2 separate regions of the Mus musculus genome follow, and region 2 is linked to region 1. Evidence: chromatin contacts called from ENCODE Hi-C data. All regions are on one chromosome and are shown on one strand. The core of a region is the stretch at or near the end of the contact, and the rest is flanking DNA. Distances in the headings are between cores, read along the strand shown.

The links. A loop is a pair of places that touch in the nucleus more often than their neighbours do.
Region 2: a map of T-helper 2 cell shows a loop between it and region 1 (10-fold over the local background). The contact joins the promoter of Nol6 here to the promoter of Ndufb6 in region 1. A Hi-C loop is called at or near these places in 1 of 37 maps with a recorded cell type or tissue (T-helper 2 cell).

What each region holds. Positions count from the first base shown.
Region 1 is chr4:40,277,511-40,281,077 of GRCm38, reverse strand. It overlaps Ndufb6 (NADH:ubiquinone oxidoreductase subunit B6), which reads left to right and starts at 1,657. Exons shown (of 4, transcript NM_001033305.3): 1 at 1,657-1,920; 2 at 3,333-3,425. The coding sequence starts at 1,741.
Region 2 is chr4:41,122,408-41,125,974 of GRCm38, reverse strand. Nol6 (nucleolar protein family 6 (RNA-associated)) reads left to right here and starts at 1,636. Exons shown (of 26, transcript NM_139236.3): 1 at 1,636-1,816; 2 at 2,316-2,516; 3 at 2,600-2,716. The coding sequence starts at 1,730.

The sequences.
Region 1 (3,567 bases), core at 408-2,907:
GGTGAGAAAGCAGAGAGGGGAGGGGGAAACTGGCCACAAGGCATAGTGTACAAATTGACATGAGAAATGATTTTTTTTTTCTTACCAGATTTCAAGATAAGTTGTTTTTCAAGGCCATCCAATGGCTGGAGAGATGGCTCAGCGGTTAAGAACACCCAACTGCTCTTCCAGAGGTCTTGAATTCAAATCCCAGGAACCACATGGTGGCTCACAATGATCTATAATGGGATCCAATGCCCTCTTCTGGTGTGTCTGAAGACAGCGACAGTGTACTCATACACACAAAATAAATAAAATCTTTAAAAAAATCATCCAAAAATCAAAAACGAGATTTTTTAATAAAGTATTTTGACTTGGTTATGTGTGACGTGTTTTATATTTTAAAAATCATTCAATTCATACTTACTGATGCTGAAATGTTTTCATCTTTGACCAGAGAAACCTGCTAATCAAGTTGCTTACTGGTCTTAGAAACTTCCCCAGTTCTGGTTCGCTAGAGAGAGCCTTATAAATCATATTCTTCTCTGCTGGAGAACACTCAGGTTCCAGAAGCCCCACCATGTAGCTAGATTCTCCTAATTCAGTCTTCTGACGGAGCAGTAAGTGTTCTTAACCGCTAAGCCACCTCCAAACTCCCTAGTTCCTACTTTTGTGTCTATCCTATCTTCCCTATATAATATTGGTGGTGGTGTTTGAAGCAGTAGTTAGGTTGGGCATACTGGTGTACTTCATCTAGCTCATGAGTAGTGGAGGCAGGGGAATTCGGAGTTTAAGTCCAGTCTCCCTAAATAGCAATTTCAAAGCCAACATGAGATCTTGTCTCCAAAACCAAATACAAATAACAAAATTATTTTCATTTATTACTCTAAAATTTTCAGAGCATGTATATATATTTAGTATCACTACTACTCTCCCTGCTTTTGGATAAAAGGTAGCATACTTGGTGTAGTTGGTTTTATTTACTTATTTATTTTTTTAACTTATCAATAGATTGTAGAAGTTACTCCAGTTATGAATAGAAGGCTCATTTATGGCAGTAGCATACCAATGCTTTACAGTACTATAAGCTTTCCCACTAATCCTCTATTCTGAAATCTGGGAGGTGATTTTTCAATGTTTTGCTATTACATATCGTGTTGTGACGAATATTCGTGCACACCCCTACAAATTTTTACTGCCATACCTTTGGGATGTCTTACAAAGTGGGCCGGCAGAATCAAAGAGTGAGCGAGCCTATGGAAGCCTCCCAAATAAGGTGCTCTTTATTTCTGCAGTACAGAGAGGGAAGAAAACCGAGATAGGCGCTCAAGATTACTTAGCGGGTTACGAAAGAGGTGGGAGCCAAATTCGGACGCAAGTGTCTCTCGGTCAAGAAGAGAATTCAAGGGGGCGAGGCAGAGGTTCGCTAAACCATCGTCCTTGTTCTTCCGGTCCCCTCCCCTACAAGTTCTTTCTCTGAACCCTAGCCCCAGGACTTCTCACACTTTCCAACACCGCCCACTTAGTTCTTAACTCAGGGACCTTCCTGAGCTCATACTTAACCCAGGTTGTTAAAACCCAGGGTCCAAGAGAGGGCTTTGCGCATGAGCAGAGCCTGCTTTCCGCGAAGGAGTCGGCCCGCCCCCAGAGGCGGGGCTGGTGTGGCGTCATCACTCCGCGCCGCTTCCAGGCGCCTCAAGGTCGCTTTGCGGAGCGGGAGGGGCAGGTCAGTGACCGGTCCTGTGTAGGCTCGTCGGCAACATGTCAGGGTACACGCCGGATGAGAAGCTGCGGCTGCAGCAGCTGCGGGAGCTAAGGAGACGATGGCTGAAGGACCAGGAGCTGAGTCCCCGGGAGCCCGTGTTGCCCCCGCGCAGGATGTGGCCCCTGGAGCGATTCTGGGATAACTTTTTGCGGGACGGGGCCGTGTGGAAGAACATGGTGAGTGATGAGCCACACGGGTGTCCGGGTTCCCACCCCGGGTCGCAGCCTGGCCAAGCCTCCCAGCCCACTCCTCTCAGTTCCATCAAGGCCCAACCCTGTCCAGAGCCCGCATACCCGGGAGGGCCCCAAGGGACAATCAGTCCAGGGGCTCAGGTTTAGCGGAGACGCTGTCAGGTCGCTATTGTTCAGGGCTGGGGTCTGGAGTCCAGGAGCAGGTGGCTGTCAGGTGTACTGAGAAGTCGGGTCTTAGGTTTTACAAGACGCTCGCCGCACATGCAGTTCTTTCGAGTGTAGATACCTTTTCTCGGGTTAAACTGGTCAGAATTAACTGAGATCACAGGCTGTGATTTCAGTATTTGAGAACACTTACGCGGTGGGTAGGGTTGAGGTGCCAGAGACTGGCCAGCTGGTATAGTACAGCCCCATGGGGTCGCAACAGAAGACAGGGTTCTATTTGGTATGCTTTGTCAGACTCTAAAGCTCCCTTTCTACGCATCACTGTGTACGTTTAACACACTTTTAGTTACTTTTAAATTGCATTCCATGACCTCCAGGCAGAAAAACCGTTCACTCAAGGACTGCTTTTTATTGTAAGGATTCCAGATATTTTCTTGGAGACTGCTATTAAATCACATCAATGATGAGTAGCGAACATTGTGTGGGAATTGCTTTCAGCTCCTTCCAGTAATTGTGGTAGAAGTAGAAGTAGTAGTTGTACAAAGTCTTGGTTGGTTGGTTGGTTTCTTGAACAACAATGCCTTATGTCTTGCAGAATGGTGCTTATTCTGTCTTAGAATCTATGGATATTCTATAGGAAGCCTCAGAGTTAGTGAAAATACTGAAATTGGTAGGTCAGCCCCAATCTGTCAGGAAATATGTTCCATTTAGAAATTTGTAAAATAATTATCACACATAGTTGGTAGTGGTGGAATGTTTTTGTTTGGTTAGTTGGTTTGGTTTTTGTTCCACACACATTGAAAAATAAGGTAGCTCATGCTAGGGAGAGTAAGCAGCGCATGTTGGTAATCACAGCAGCTCCAGAGGCTGAGGCAGGAGGATAGCCGAGGATCTCTGCAGAGGGAGGCGGGCCAGCCTTGGCTAACGCTTGGGACCCTGTCTCAAGTGAGGGGTGGGGTGAGGCTGGAGAGGTGACTGCTTCAGACCACTTGGCTCTTTCAGAGGACCCAGTTTTGGTTCCCAGCATGCACATGGTGGCTCAAAACTGTCTGTAACTCTAGTTCCAGGGCATCTGATGCTTTCTTCTGTCTGAGCTCTGAGGGCGCCAGGCATACTCCTGGTACACATACATATATGCAGACAGAACACTTACATGCATAAAGTAAATAAATCTAAAAAATAAAACTGTAAAGAGCGGATGTTTGCTTATTTTGTATGTGTTTCCCCCGCAGGTCTTTAAGGCGTACCGCTCCAGTCTCTTCGCTGTTTCTCATGTGCTTATACCTATGTGGTTTGTTCACTATTATGTCAAATATCATATGGCTGTAAGTATACTTTAAATGTATGCTGTCCAGAACTTATTTTTAATATTATCCAATAATTTCCTGTGGCTGTGCTATACTCAGAAAATAATATGCCATGCTAAGCTGATTTTAAAGTTCTTTGAATTTTTGGGGGTGGGTGGGT
Region 2 (3,567 bases), core at 387-2,886, 840 kb before region 1:
TTACTTTCAAGAATGGAAAGATGGCTCATCAGCTAGGAGTTCTAGCTGCTCTTCCAGAGAACCTGGTTCATTTCCCAGCACCTACAGTTTGACTCACAACTATCTGTACCTCTAGTTTGAGAACATCCACTGAGCTCATCTGGCCTCCACCTGCACTGTACATACACGGTACAGAGATATACTTGGAGGAATATGTATGTGCCCCACACATAAAATAATATTACTTGCATGGTCTATGTCTATAATCCAGCAGTCAGGAGTCAGATGCAGATGAATCTCTGTGAGATCCAGGCCAGTCCGGGATGCATAGTGAGACTTTAAAACAAAATTATTGCATATAGGTGTGTGTACCACAGGAGTGCCTGGTGCCAAAGGATTTTCTAGGACTGGCATTACAGGCAGTAGTTGAGAGTTTCAAAGCTGCGTGGGTGCTGGGAAACCAAACCTAGGTCCTCTGCATGATCTACAAATGCTTTTAAGCTCTTGGCCATGTCTCCAGGGTGGAATTTTTTTGTTGTTATTTTGCAAAAACTCTTTTCCCCCATAATTATATTTCATGTTGGGTGTGTGAAAGCACACAGGTATCACTTGAATGCACTGTGGAGGTCAGAGGACAACTCGCAGAAATCACTTCTCTCCTTCTACTCGTGTGGGTCCCAGGTCATGGGCTAGATATGAAAGTCTTTTTTTTAAAGATTTATTTATTTATTATATGTAAGTACATTGTAGCTGTCAATTATGGATGAGCCACCATGTGGTTGCTGGGATTTGAACTCAGGACCTTTAGAGGAGCAGTCAGTGCTCTTAACCGCTGAGCCATCTCACCAGCCCAGTATGAGAAGTCTTAAAAGGTAGATGCTAAAGTGTCATTTGAGAGTGTCCCTCATAGTTCAGGTTCAGCATCGTGAATATTACTGGGATGAGCGTCCATGCCCAGTTCCAAGTAGTTTTCTAAAATAATATGTAAATAAAAGTAAATTGGCAAAGTACTTAGAACTTCGCTATTACGATGGTTCTGTGTTTAAAGTTTTGGAGTTTGAATAGGTTATCTTATATTTTAAGAAGGAAAAGCTGGAGAGAAGCTATGCTATTATGCTAGACACTTGAACTTTCTGTTTGTGGAAACAGAAAAAAAAACAAATTCAAGATACATTTTGGAGGTAGAAATCACATAACTTGCTCATAGACACGGTTAGATGCTGTGAACCACTAGCGAAAACAGACAGACGGACAGAGACAGACAGAGAGACACACACGGACACACAAAACCCCACCACACCGGAAGCCACAGTAAGCTGAGACAGACAGACAGACAGACAGACAGACAGACAGACACACACACACACACACACACACACACACACACACACACACACACACACACACACACACACACACACACACACACACACACACACACACACAAAACCCCATCACACCGGAAGCCACAGTAAGCTCCTCCCTTCCCGAAAGGGAAGTGAGGAAAAGAACGCGACGAGCTGCAGTCCCAAACGCTTCCGGTTTAGTGCGGCGTCGAGGCTGTAAATCGGCGGACCTTGTTTGGTTCCTCCCACAATGGGCGGGTTCCTTTGAACCACTGACCAATAGTGAGCGAGACGGCATGCACTAGCCCAATGGAACTGCAGTGGGTGGGGCCTGGGGCAAGGGTTTGAGCCCTGGAGTTGGCGTTTCGGCCCACGTGGGAAGCTACGGGGTAGATCCGGCTTGGATGCCAAGTGCTGGAGAGAGACCTGCTGTGAAGATGGGACCGGCCCCCGCCGGAGAGCAGCACCGACGAGCAACTGAGGACCCAGAGGTTGGTTGCTCAAAATGTGCTTTATTTTGACGACAGAGCCTGAGATAGTCAGGCCTGATACCTAGCCTGCAGGGCGGCCTACTATGATAGAAAAAAGATTACTCCAGGGCGGCCTAGGTTACTGGGAAAATGATTTTTAGGGAATCTAGCCTTGGAGAGATCTGGATAGAGCAGGAGAAGAGGTGATATTTGGGAAGGCCTAAGCCTGTCTCAGCAAAAGATTTGTGGTGTCCGGAAACAGGAGGGCATTGGAGCACTACCTCAGGCAGTGACTGGCAAACTCAGTCAGGTCTAAGCAGGACTGCATCCTCACGCTGTCAGATTTCTCTCAGTGATGGCTATCCCGAGTTTTATAAAAATCTTAACGCCCACTGAAAGGGAACAACTAGAGTAGATGAACCCTTTACCCACAAACTTGAGTCAGCTGATACAGATACCCCCCCCCCCCCCCCCCCCCGATTTCATGTTGGCATGTTGGTTTCTGTCTCTCTGGTCATAGGTGATGGAACTTGCCTTCGAAGGCATGGACAAAGAGAAGGCACCCTCAAGAAAGCGTGCAAGAACAGAGCCACCTGCAGAAGGCCTCCTGCAGCCAGTGAACCTCAGTCGGGAGGAGCTGTACAAGGAGCCTACAAATGAGGAGCTAAATCGCCTCCGTGAGACCGAGATCTTGTTCCACTCCACCTTGCTTCGTTTACAAGTACGTGGGTGGCCAGGGCATAGGTTAGAGGGGTTTCCGTGGGGTCCCGAGGCTCACAGATTCCTCCCTTCCCCCTGCTAAAGGTGGAGGAGTTACTAAAGGAAGTCAGACTGTCAGAGAAGAAGAAAGAGAGGATTGATAATTTCCTGAAGGAGGTTACCAAGCGGATCCAGAAAGTGCCTCCAGTCCCTGAGGCTGAGGTAAGGCAGATGGCCTTGGGACAGTGAGTCATGAGACCCTCTTTGCTGTTCCACGAAACTTGGTTACTAAGGAGATCATTCTCATTGCAAGAAGACTCAACCAGGACACAGGTCATGCATTTGTCTCTCAAATGTAGCTCCATCTTGTACAAGTTTTGTAGGTGTTTTGTTTGTTTGAACAGGGTCTTACATGCCCCTGGCTGGCTGGCCTTGAACTCCTGATTGTCCTGCATAGTTCCCAAGGACGGAGATTGAGGGCCTGAGCCACTTTTGTTTGGTTTTGTTTTTTGTTTCATTTTTAAGATTCATTGATTGATTTTATGTATGTGAGAATCCTGTTGCTATCTTCAGACATACCAGAAGGCAGCATTGTTACAGATGGTTGCAAGGCACCATATGGTTCCTAGGAATTGAACTCGGGACCTGTGGAAGTGCTCTTAACCACTGAGCCATCTCTCCAGCCCACTTTTTTCTTTTTAACATAGGATCTTAACTTTGTAACCCGTACTGTAACTCAAACTGGTGGTGGTCCTCCTGCTTCAGTCCCCTGAGTGCTAGGATTATAGTTGTGAACCTTTACTTCCAACCAAAAATGGTTATTTTATTTTGTGTATTTATTTTTTATTGAGACAGGGTCTCATACAGTCCAGGCTGGCCTTGAACTTGCTTGCTATATAGTCAAGGGAGATCTTGAATTTCTGATCTTCCTGCCTTCCCAAATGCTGGAGTTGCAGGTGTGAGCCACCATTCCTAGCCTGAAAATGGGTAACAATAGAAATAAGTCATGGCGGCTTAGCTGTCAATCAAGTTGTCTTCACAGAGGGAGAAGGCGTTTGTGGAAGATTGTGAGT